2 separate regions of the Mus musculus genome follow, and region 2 is linked to region 1. Evidence: chromatin loops called from intact Hi-C (ENCODE). Cell type or tissue: gastrocnemius. All regions are shown on one strand. Each heading gives the region's core, and the rest is flanking DNA. Links, peaks and the distances in the headings are about the cores only.

The links. A loop is a pair of places that touch in the nucleus more often than their neighbours do. Peaks named below come from ENCODE experiments on the same cell type or tissue, not always from the same donor. Only the 100,000 strongest peaks of a DNase experiment are listed, where the experiment ranks them.
Region 2: it touches region 1 in a loop (14-fold over the local background); 39 of 42 quality-filtered maps call a loop at or near these places.

Annotation. Positions count from the first base shown.
Region 1 is chr13:34,184,671-34,190,239 of GRCm38, reverse strand. All of the region lies in intron 9 of Slc22a23 (solute carrier family 22, member 23), which reads left to right. Among named protein-coding and RNA genes, the nearest start is that of Gm52037, 10 kb to the left of the region's middle. In gastrocnemius, for the core only: a CTCF peak has its summit at 2,578 (motif pointing left); a DNase peak (open chromatin) is centred at 2,562; H3K4me3 peaks cover 255 bases; H3K27ac peaks cover 495 bases.
Region 2 is chr13:34,632,799-34,638,367 of GRCm38, reverse strand. It overlaps Pxdc1 (PX domain containing 1), which reads left to right. Exons shown (of 5, transcript NM_025831.3): 3 at 86-203. Among named protein-coding and RNA genes, the nearest start is that of Pxdc1, 17 kb to the left of the region's middle. In gastrocnemius, for the core only: a CTCF peak has its summit at 2,167 (motif pointing right); a DNase peak (open chromatin) is centred at 2,167.

The DNA of each region.
Region 1 (5,569 bases), core at 742-4,741:
GGCCTCCCTGTCAGTGTGCTTAACAACCCAGAGTAAAAGAAATATGATATCCTCTTCCTCTTTGATGCAAATCTGGAAAAATTATTAAGGGATATAATTTGAACAAATACGTTCTAAAGTCCACCTTGCCAAGATGACAAACTAGAAAAATATTTGGCCCTCGGTGATGTTTTGTACCTGCAGTGGTTGAAAGGAAACTGTGGCCACTTCCAAGCCAGGCTTGGAAGAGTCTCCATGGGAACTCTTCCCACGGGTGGTTTGTGCAGCATTTTCTTGCAAATAAACCCATGAAGAATTCCCATGAGAGTCCCAGGATAAACATGCTGCTTCCCTACTACCCACTCCACACAGAAACACCCAAGATGATTGAAGGTGTGGTCCACCGGTTTCCTCTTTCTTATGAAAGTCTTACTCTGCTCTACACTATGTTGAAAAGAAACCTTTTGAAGGAAAAACAACAGTGTTCTTACTCAATATCGCTCCTATTACTTTGATAGAACACCATGACCAAAAGCAAGCTGGGGAGGAAACCATTTATTTTGTTTATGCTTCCACATCATAGTTCATCATAAAGAGAAATCAGTATAGAACTCAAACAGGGCAGGAAAGGGAAAGCAGAAGCTAATGTAGAGGCCATTAAGGGTTGCTGCTTACTGGTTTGCTCCTCATGGCTTGCTCAGCCTGCTTTCTTATAGAATCCAGGACCAGCAGCCAAGGGATGGCACCACCCATAATGGGCTGAGCCCTCCTCCATCAGTTACTAATTAAGAAAATGCCCTACAGACTTAGCTGCAGCCTGGTCTTATGGAGATATTTTCTCAGTTGGGATTCCCTACTCTCAGATGACTTTGGCTTGTGTCAAGTTGACATAAAATTAGCCAGCCCAAACTACAAAAATTAAGGTGCCAGGAACAAGAGACATATACCAGGATATGTTTTCTACACAAATTCATGATAACCTCTTTTCCTGTGGGTGGTAGAGACTAAAGCAACGGTTCTCAACCTGTGGGTTACAACCCCTTTGGGAATCACATCTTAGATATCCAGCATATCAGATATTTATATCATAACTAATGACAGTAGCAAAATTACAGTTATAAAGTAGTAATGAAATGATTTCATGGTTGGGGGTTACTACAACATGAGGAACTGTATTAAAGGGTTGCAGTGTTAGGAAGGTTGAGAACCTCTTGGCTAGAGTGAACCTTGTCTCACCAAATTTTGTTCAGACGATTACAGGGAGCCACTTAGCCTTAGCCCACTGATGTTTACACTAGCTGGAGAGCAGCTTCCACAACTCCTACCCTAGGCCTTAGACATTAGTTAAATGGAAGGTGGGCTGGGAAAGAGAGGTTTCCATCCTTTCATAATCTCTCCCCTTGTCTTGGGCAGAAGTGACAGGAATTCTAGGATGATGTAGATGTAGCCAGTGGCTGTTTCTGTTGGGGTGGGGGGTCATCTTTTCTCTCCACTGTTATTTGGAATCTGAAAACAGGAACTCCTGTAACCTACAGTGACTTCCTTTACCCACAACAATGGGACAAGGGAAGAGAAAGGGCAGCTGCTGGTGATGCTGACAAGCTGATTCAAGGTCAGCAAAATTCCTCACAAATTTGTGGAGCCCCAGTCACAGACTGTCTGTCCTTGCCTTGTGCACCATCCTAGCTTCTTATCCACTAATTACTATTTGCCTGCTGTTCAGGTGGCTCCATTCTTTTACTATAGTCCAGATCATCTGCATCAGACTGGCCTTGAGACCTTCCCCTCTGAGCAAGTTCCCTATGTCTGTCTTCTGCTCTACTGTTGCCTTGAGACAAGATATCACACAAAGAAGGATTTGCCAACCGTCCACTGATGGATAGCATCTGTTTATAGAAATGATGCAAGTGAGTGTAGCTCAGTGCTACAGTGTGTAGTGTGTACTGATCATGTACACAACCCTGGGTTCAATCCCTAACACCCATACCCAGTAAACTATGCCTATTGGTCATGTACAGTTCTTACCATTAACCCCTAAATACAGCACCTATTTACACAGCATTTGCATTGTGTTAACATTATGAATAATGGTAAATGATGCAAACAACATGTAGGCCCCATGCATTACCATAACATTTTCTATAAGATATTTGAGCATCTGGGAGTCCTGGTAACAGCCCTCCTAGATACCAAGGAAGAAATATATATATATATATAATTCCACAAATTGCAATTCATGTTATTGTTTGTACCTGGATAGTTTTGCTAGTTCTTCACTTCTGTGCCAATGAGTACAGTATTTGCTTAACTTCACAGAAATTCAATCAAGGAAAGCTAGAAACATAAAGGAGGAAGTAAAACCTAGGAAGGGGTGTGTTCATATTTTTGTATGAGTTGATGGTTCACATTTATTTCTGATTCACACTTCGCTCCCCCTACTGAGGCTGCCCATTGGCAGTGGTCAGAGAGTTGTTACCCAAAGTAAAGCTATCGGGTGGACAGTGACAATGCCATGCTTCTAAGAAACACGGAAGCCTAACTTGGTTTGTGTGGTGAAGCCTCACTGCTATATAAACATGGGCATAGGCTGCCCTCTAGTGAACTCCCAGCGCAACAGGAAGGAGCTCTGACCAGTCAGCCTTTTAGAGGGAAATGAATGTGACACCAAGCACAAGAAGATCCCGAGAGACTTCAAAAAGAAACAAACAAAACCAAAACTGGCATGCCATTTTTCTTACAAAATTGTCTGTAATAATATTAAATCCAGGAAATCACTAATAGTGAAACATAAAGTATTTTCATAGGAAAAATAAACAAAGACATACAACTGTTTCAAATATGATTTAGCAACAGGACATGTGGGGGAAAATAAGTCACTATCTGGTGTCACCATGCGGACATCCTTGAGTCTCCAATGCATACCTAGATGCTCAACAAAAATCAGGAGGCAGGAAATAAAACCTGAGGTGCTGGGGGTGTCGCTCGTAGGCTCTCACCTTGTAGCCCAGGTTGGCCTAGACTGTCCACATTCCTTGGTCTCCCAAGTGCTGGAATTACAGGGCATGCTACCACATGAGGCAAACTTTTTTTTTTAAGTAGAAATGCTTCATGATAGTATGAACCATATACCCACAAACAGAATCATTTAGTATCCTAGAGTATCGAGTATTACACATTGTTCTATTTGCTGTCCTTTAATATAACTGGCAGTGCAGTAGGTCTGTCTATACCAGCACCACTACAATCATGTAGAAATGGGTTGTGCTGTGATCTCTGTGACAGCCACAGCTATAAAATCCTCAGAGATGTTTCACTATAATCCTACAAGGCCACTGCTATATATACAGTTTGCCACTAGACGGGACTGGATTCTCTATTACATATGTATATAAACATACTCGAAATCATATACATATGCCTATAAATTAAATGGGCTATAAATCAAACATATTTCAGCCAATATTGTTATTAATGTGATATATTACTTTGTTATTGTTCACTTGGTGTCATGTGAGACTTGCCTGAGGCTTAGCGGCTTCACACACTTCCTACATGGGGGGCTGGCTGTATTCTGCTTTCTTGCATGGCAACTCTAATGGGCAGAGGCAAGAGAAAGCAAAACCCAGAGAAATACAATCTTATCAAAAGTCTCAATCAAACAGGTCCCTGATACACCCCTCCCATCCTGTGACTTACCGAAGGGGCCAGATTTACCAGAAATTCTGAATGGCTGTTTTGGTATTATTCACCCGACAAATGGGCCAAATCTCATAGCTCTCTGACCCATGCCTGTGGGTGAGCTGGCCTTTTTACCTAGGAAGTCATTGTGATCTATGGCCATCCAGTATTTATTACATGCAAACTGTGAGACAGCTGATATTCCAGGAAATAATCCTTGCCCCTGACAGGTGCATGGAAGAGCAATACCAAAAGGCTCATCATGAGCAAATGTTGACAGAAAGATGCCAATGTCTTTCAAAGGTGGTGCAGGATACTACTTGGGAAGACTGGTACCTGGACAGCACTAAGAGCAAGCATATCCCTCCTCAGTGCACCCCTTGTTGGACCAGCACTATGACTTCCTAGGTGGCTCTTTTTAGCACTCAATTGTTTTTTGTTTTGTTTTGTTTTTTAATTGTCTTATACAAAGTACTGAGGACATGAAAGTGTGGGGAAGAGGTTCCTTAGCCAAGCCTGGTCATATTTAACAAATGACTTAAGTTCTATGGCTTATGGTATCTATAGGTCAGTGACCTGGGCAATGCTTACCTGGATCCTTGCTCCAAGCCACAGTGCCCTGAGGCAGGATTTACCTACAGGCTCAGCGGTCATTGGTAGGATCCAGTCCTTCATGAGTTAACTGGGGCCACCTCATTTCCTGCTATGTGTACCCCAACAACACAACAGTTTGTTTTATTACACTCAGAGTCTCTCTACCCTGTTTGTGGAAGAGACATCTCGTTAACTCTGCAGTGCTTTATGGGCACGGATTTATTAGAAATTATTTCTTCCAGCCCACATATAAGGCAAAGGTTAAGAATACTGGAAGGTGGAAATTATCTTAAAATTCTGACATAAAGTCAAGTAATGCCCAAGGGCCAGTTGACCAAGTCTTGGCCAGTTGCTGAGAAAATACCAGAGACTACAGATTGAGCAAGATTTGGTCTTGCCCTTGAGCACCTCTAGAGCACAGACACACACAGACATATACCATGAGGATACCGTCTGCCAGAGGGAGGACTCGGAGAGGTCTGGACCTGCTCCATAGCTTGCTTAGCCTGGATTCTGCAGAGTCCAAGGAAGCCAACAGGAGCCACATGAACTGCCTGGCAGGCAGTGAGAGCACCAAGTCATGTCTCCTACATTAACCCAGGAGTAGTCTGAGGGCCTTGCCCTTATAAGAACTACTGAGAGGACCATGAGCAGCCATGGTGATGTGGAAAGGATGTACAGTCTCTGGGAGCTTGCAAAGAAGAGGTGAGGCTGGCAGCTGCCTCACTCTGACTGTGGGGTAATGGGGATCTGTAAGGACAGGCCTCGAATCCAAAGCTGGAAGAGTTTGAGAGTTAATAGCTTGAGTGCCATGTATGTGATATAGAATTCATCCATTTAGATTTCCAGTTCCTCACCCATCAATTATAGACCACTTATACCCTCATGCCCCTTTGCAGTTTCACCCTCCTAGCCCCAGGCAATCACTGCCCTGCTTTCTGTCTCTCTAGATCAGATCTTCAGACATTTCATGTGAATGGAATTGTACAACAATTTTCATGGTGTAACATGTCAGTGTCTCATGCCTTGAAAGGCTAAGCAATATTCCATTATATCTGGATATGCCACATTTTATTTATCACTCAACAGCCGATAGACATTTGGATTGTTCCCAGTGCTATAAGGCATAAACATTTGCTTGTAAATGTTTGTCTGTGCATATGGTTTTACTTGTTTTGTACATGGAATTGCTAGCTATATAAAAAATTGTTTCCTTTCAAGAGAATGTCTACCTGTTTTCCATCCTGCTCCCAGGAGGCTATTGGAGAACTCCAGCCCCTCTAGGATCTCACCAACATGTTGTTCTGTCTTTACTCCA
Region 2 (5,569 bases), core at 623-4,622, 450 kb before region 1:
CACCTCTGTGCAGAAACACCACCCCAGCAAACACGGGAGACCTGCGGTGGAGAGCTTTATCAGTAATCACTGTGTTTATTCCCAGTATTCCAGGTCTGAGGTTGTTCTCACCTTCTTTGAAAGATCGCCTTTGGATCAGGTGTTAAAAAATGATAATGTCCATAAGATCCAACCCAGCTTTCAAAGTCCTGTTAAAATATCAGGTAAGAGCCTCGATGAAGGTGTGGGAGGACTGTGGTGAAGGCGTGGGAGGATTGTGATGAAGGTGAGGGAGGACTGTGGTGAAGGCATGGGAGGACTGTGATGAAGGTGAGGGAGGACTGTGGTGAAGGCATGGGAGGACTGTGATGAAGGTGAGGGAGGACTGTGGTGAAGGCATGGGAGGACTGTGATGAAGGCGTGGGAGGACTGTGGTAAAGGTGTGGGAGGACTGTGGTGAAGGCGAGGGAGGACTGTGGTGAAGGCATGGGAGGACTGTGATGAAGGTGAGGGAGGACTGTGGTGAAGGCATGGGAGGACTGTGATGAAGGTGAGGGAGGACTGTGGTGAAGGCATGGGAGGACTGTGATGAAGGTGTGGGAGGACTGTGGTGAAGGCATGGGAGGACTGTGATGAAGGTGAGGGAGGACTGTGGTGAAGGCATGGGAGGATTGTGATGAAGGTGAGGGAGGACTGTGGTGAAGGCGTGGGAGGATTGTGCTTAGTGGCTGTGGTTTCAAGGCCCTTTCCAGTGTGTCTATGGGGTGGGTGGACTCAGCCTCTACCACTGACTGGGCTCTAGAAAGGTCACTTCCCTGGCTCAGAAAAATGATCGCTGAATCCTTACTAAGCAGCGTTAAGTACCTTCTACTTGGTGACTGCCAAGTGTGTTATTTTTACTTCCAAAGGAGTTAATTTGACATATTAGTTAGAATACTTAAGAAAGAATATAATGACGATGAAAATATTAGGGAGGCATTCTTTTAAACAATATTTATTATTTTAGTTTTGTGTCTGTATATGTGTTTTGTCTGCACGTCTGTAGCATGTATATTTACATGTGTGTGCCTGGTGTCCACAGAGGCTAAAGAAGGCACTGGAGCTCTCAGAACTGGAGTGGTAGACGGTTGTGAGCCACCAGGTGGGTGCTGGGAACTGAGTGTGGGTCTTCTGGAAGAACATCAAGTATTCTTAACTGCTGAGCGTATCTTCAGCCCCAGGAAAGCATTTCTGAGGTAATGACTGGAGTCAGTGGCCGACCTGCGGAAGTGAGGGAGCCCCTTTGAGGAGGTGTTGAATTTGGCTGTTGGCTTTAGGGAAGCTTTTAGCTTTGGTATTGTTGGCATTGACATTGTACTGAGCCTTCTAGCACTGAAAGTCAGCCACTGTAAGGGGAAGTCAACACCGTGAGGCCTACAGAGGAAGGAAGGGGCCCCATGGCCTGCTTGCTGTTTTCCTAAAAGCTGGCTATACTTGTCCAGATAATTGTTTTATTTTTTATTTTTTTATTTTTTCATTTCTTTGGGAGGCTAACCTTTAACTTACTATTTAGCGCAGGCTGGCCTTGAACTTACAACAGTCCTCCCTAACTATGTCAACCTCCTCAGTATTGGAATTATAGGCATACACCACTTGCGGGAGAACCCACGACCGTGAGTGCACAGGGTGGGTGGTCCATATGGGCTGTTCATTGTGTAGCAACTTCCTGGTTATCTTAGAGGAGAGCAGGCAGTTTAAGGGCCTAGGGGTCTTTTTTAAACTGGCATCTGAGCTCTAGAACCTTCTATTCAGCTGATTGCATGTAGTGAGGCAGTTTGTCTGGGTTGTCTGAACAATGGATGACTTTTGATCTTGTCATATCATATCCAGATCTTGGGGCTCCTCCACTGGACTCTGGTTATTGTTTGTGTTGTGACCCTCAAGGGTCACCAAGGCAAACCCTCCCTCCCACTTCATTCCCTCCAAGTCTTTCCATTTAAGAAACAGATGGCGATGGTGAAGACCTACACCGACCTTTCTCTTCTTCTCTTGGGGGATTTCTTCCTGCACTCTGGCATTTGGAGAGCCGGTGGGTGCCATGGAGTTGCCACAGATTCCCCTATCTGGGGATGCTGATTTATGGAGCCTGGGACTTGAGAGGCCTGTTTTTTCTCTTTGGATGTTGAGGCTGTAGGTGGTGAGGGCTCCACCAGATGGCAGCAGGCACTGGTTGTACTGAAGAAATCCTGTCAATATTCTAGTGCTTTGGCAAGGATAGCCACTCAGACTTAAGCATTCATTTCCTGTGTTGATCTAAATGTTTATCAAACCCAAGAGCACACGGATGCGGTGCAGCCATGACTACGTAGCACTAAGGAAACAGAGGTCTCAGGTCTCAGCTTCTCTGGGATATGCTAGTAGAACCCGTAGATTTCATCCACAGAAGTAAGTTGTTCCCATCAAGGTTTGATAGGGAATACTTTTTGTTGTTGTTCATTAATCCAGTATCCATTCGATCTTAGCCATAAGCTTTACTATATAGAGATAGACAGGTCATCTAGTTAACAAAAGGATATTGCTTAGGCTTTTGTTCTGTTGTTGGAGTAAACTGAAAATATAATGCTAGGGAGGACTTAGAAAGGAGGAAGGCGGTACTGTGAATGCTTCCGAGGCTGGTTAAAGACCTGCAGAAGAAAGGAATCAGGAAATTGATGACCTGAAGGGTTAATGACAGTTAGGAAAATCACCATTACAACACCATGTACACTAACTGGGAAATATTGCAAATTTTTTCCAGTGATGGAGATAAGCTAAGACCAATGGGGGAAGTTCAAGGAAAAACAGGGTTGTTTGCACAGTATTAAGACCTTGTTCTCTGAGATATTTGATAATGGCAAAGAGAAAGCAACCTACCCATCCCGGTTTAGCATCGCCAGTAGGCCTGTGCACACTGTTGCAACACACACATGCACACACGCATGCCCCATACTTCCACAGAGGGGCACTCAACATGCCTTGTGGGATTCTGCCCAGTGACATATCATCACCGAGTTTTAGCCACCTGGATATCCAGCTCCAAGGAAGAGTTGTGAAGTCGCTCACCTGAATTCCTCACAAGGCCTGCATGAGAAACACGGACAGACCAAAGCCATCAGAGTCAAGGAGATCCCGACAGCTCAGTGTAGCCAAGTTCTGGACTGCATCTGTAGCAGAAGAAAGTAGCAGTAGTGAGGCACTAGAGAAACCCCAATGAAGGGGCTTTACACTCAGTAGCATCATCCACTGGGTATTCCCTGAATGTGATGAGGGACCTTAACTGTACGAAGTATTGACAATAGGGGGGCTGCTATGGGTCATGTGGGAGTCCTGTCTGTGCCTTCATGGCTTACCTACAATTCTAAAATTAACTATAAATTAAGCATTACAGAATAGGAACATAGGAACATGAAAGCATCTTGCGGTCTAGAGAATGGCTCAGAGGCAGAACCATGCCTAGCAAGGCGAGACCTTGAGTTTGATCCTTGCACAGGGTGTGGGGTTAACCTGAAAATGAACTGTTTTCTAGAGTTAGGGATGTGGCCTAAAAAATTAAACCAGCTAGTGATTTTTTTTGCTGTGGGTTCTAAACTGACATGTGAGGAATTCGTATTTTAAGTTTGTTTGAAAATGGGCTGCAGGCACTGTAATATTTCTTTAATTATAACACTTTCTTCAGTTTCTTAATTATTATTCTTGTGTGACAACAGGTGGAAAATCATGAGCAAGTGTCATGGTAATAATGAGTATTATTTGAGACTTAAGTGTTTGTTAGAGTCTTCAGACAATCTTCCTGTTTAATGCAGCTGAGCCCTGTATAGAGGACAACCAAGCAGAACTAACCTGTTCTCCAGGCACAGGTAGCAGGAACAAGGTTGGAAACAGCTGTACTTGGGGTCAGTGTGCATACGTGCTAATGTCGTGGCTTACCAGCAGCACAGCAGTCTGCAGTCCCATAATATGAACATCAACAAGGCCTTACTGAGCTTGAAGGTACAAGTTCTTTGTCCACGTCACTTCCGTTGGTTACTCTCCTCATTACTGTCACTAAAGACACAGCTTAAAGGAGAAAGGGTTTATTTTGACTTCCAGTTTAGAAGGGATACAGCCCATCGTATAGAGGAAGGCATGGTTGTGGGGGTGTGAGACAGCTGGTCACATTGTAGCTGCAGTCAAGAGGCAGAGTAGACAGGAAGTTGGGCCAGGCTATGAAACTACAAACCCACCCCTAAGTGACTCACCCCAGTGAGGATCCCCTCCTAAAGGTACCCCAATCTTCCAAAGCAGCACGACTGGCTGGGGATTAAGTGTTCAAACACACAAACCTACAGGGGACATTTCACCCTCAAGTCACTGCACCACCCTCCAGTAGAGACTGATCCAAGAGTAACTTCCCATTCAGGAGGTTGTTGATCAGTGTGTAGATGGCGACTGGGGAGGGCAGTGCTGCAGGACTATTAGCAAAGTGGTCGTTTTAAACTGATGGCCCCTGCAGGTAGACACACGATAAGCTCAGGCTTTCCTTGTTGTAAATTTTGGATAACCCTTCTTAGGTTTTTAAGTGATGACTCTTCTTAAGGTATTGCTTTTAAGTGAATGGAAGAAATGAAAATATAAACTGTCACAGAATCTTTGCTCCAGTGTTAGCTAGCTCAGGCATAGGGAGAGCCGTGTGTGTCGGGCTAGGCTTTGAGCCTGCTGTGGTACCTGCTTTTGTGTTCGTGATTCTTGGTGAGCCATCCGTTTCCAAGCTGGTTTGGAATGGATGCACTGATGGTTTATAGACTCCATCTGTGTGCTCAGGAGACTGCTGGTTCAGCGTGATGAGGGTAACCTAGGGATGCAGGAGGAACCCAGAGCTTCTGGGGACTATCTTTGGTGAAATACCAGCATTTTGACCAATATCCCTCAGTGGCCTGGATCTAGGACTTTGAGAGATTGGAGACCAATATACTTTAGTGTCCTCAGGGCTATACTGGCCTTAGGAACTCTTTGTCATAGACATCTGAGGAGTGACTTGTTCCAAATCTATTCTGGAAAGTCCAGTAAAGATTCCACATCTTTGACTCTGCAGTTCACATTTAGCAAAGATTAGGCATGCAGATAGCTTCAGGAGTTTGTACAGAAGTGTCTTGCATCCCAGGATTCATTCCCGATCCCGGATTCCCATGGTAGCTGGGAGGATAAGACTTGGGCTGTCAGTTAGCAGTGTGAAGGCTGTACTGGGGCTGCCTGTACTTCCTCAGACAGACAGATTTGGGTCACAGTTAATAAGAACAATAAAGAAAGTGGTTCTCTGCTGCCACACCCTCTGAGTGGGGAGGCGAGAGAATCGGAACTTGTGTGGGGTTCAGTGATTTTCAGTCTGACAGCTCACTTCCTGAGCATCTTTCCTTTGCTCTATGTACCCAGAAATGTAGCTGACCCGAGTTCCCAGACTCCTTTCTTATTGGTTTGCTGAGTCCCTCCCCGGTGCTGCACACCACTGGGTGGAGGAGCAGGGAAGAAGGCAGGGGAGGGAGCCAGAGCTGATATCCCATGAGTGTGACTGACTGAGGAAACATGCTGCAAGAGA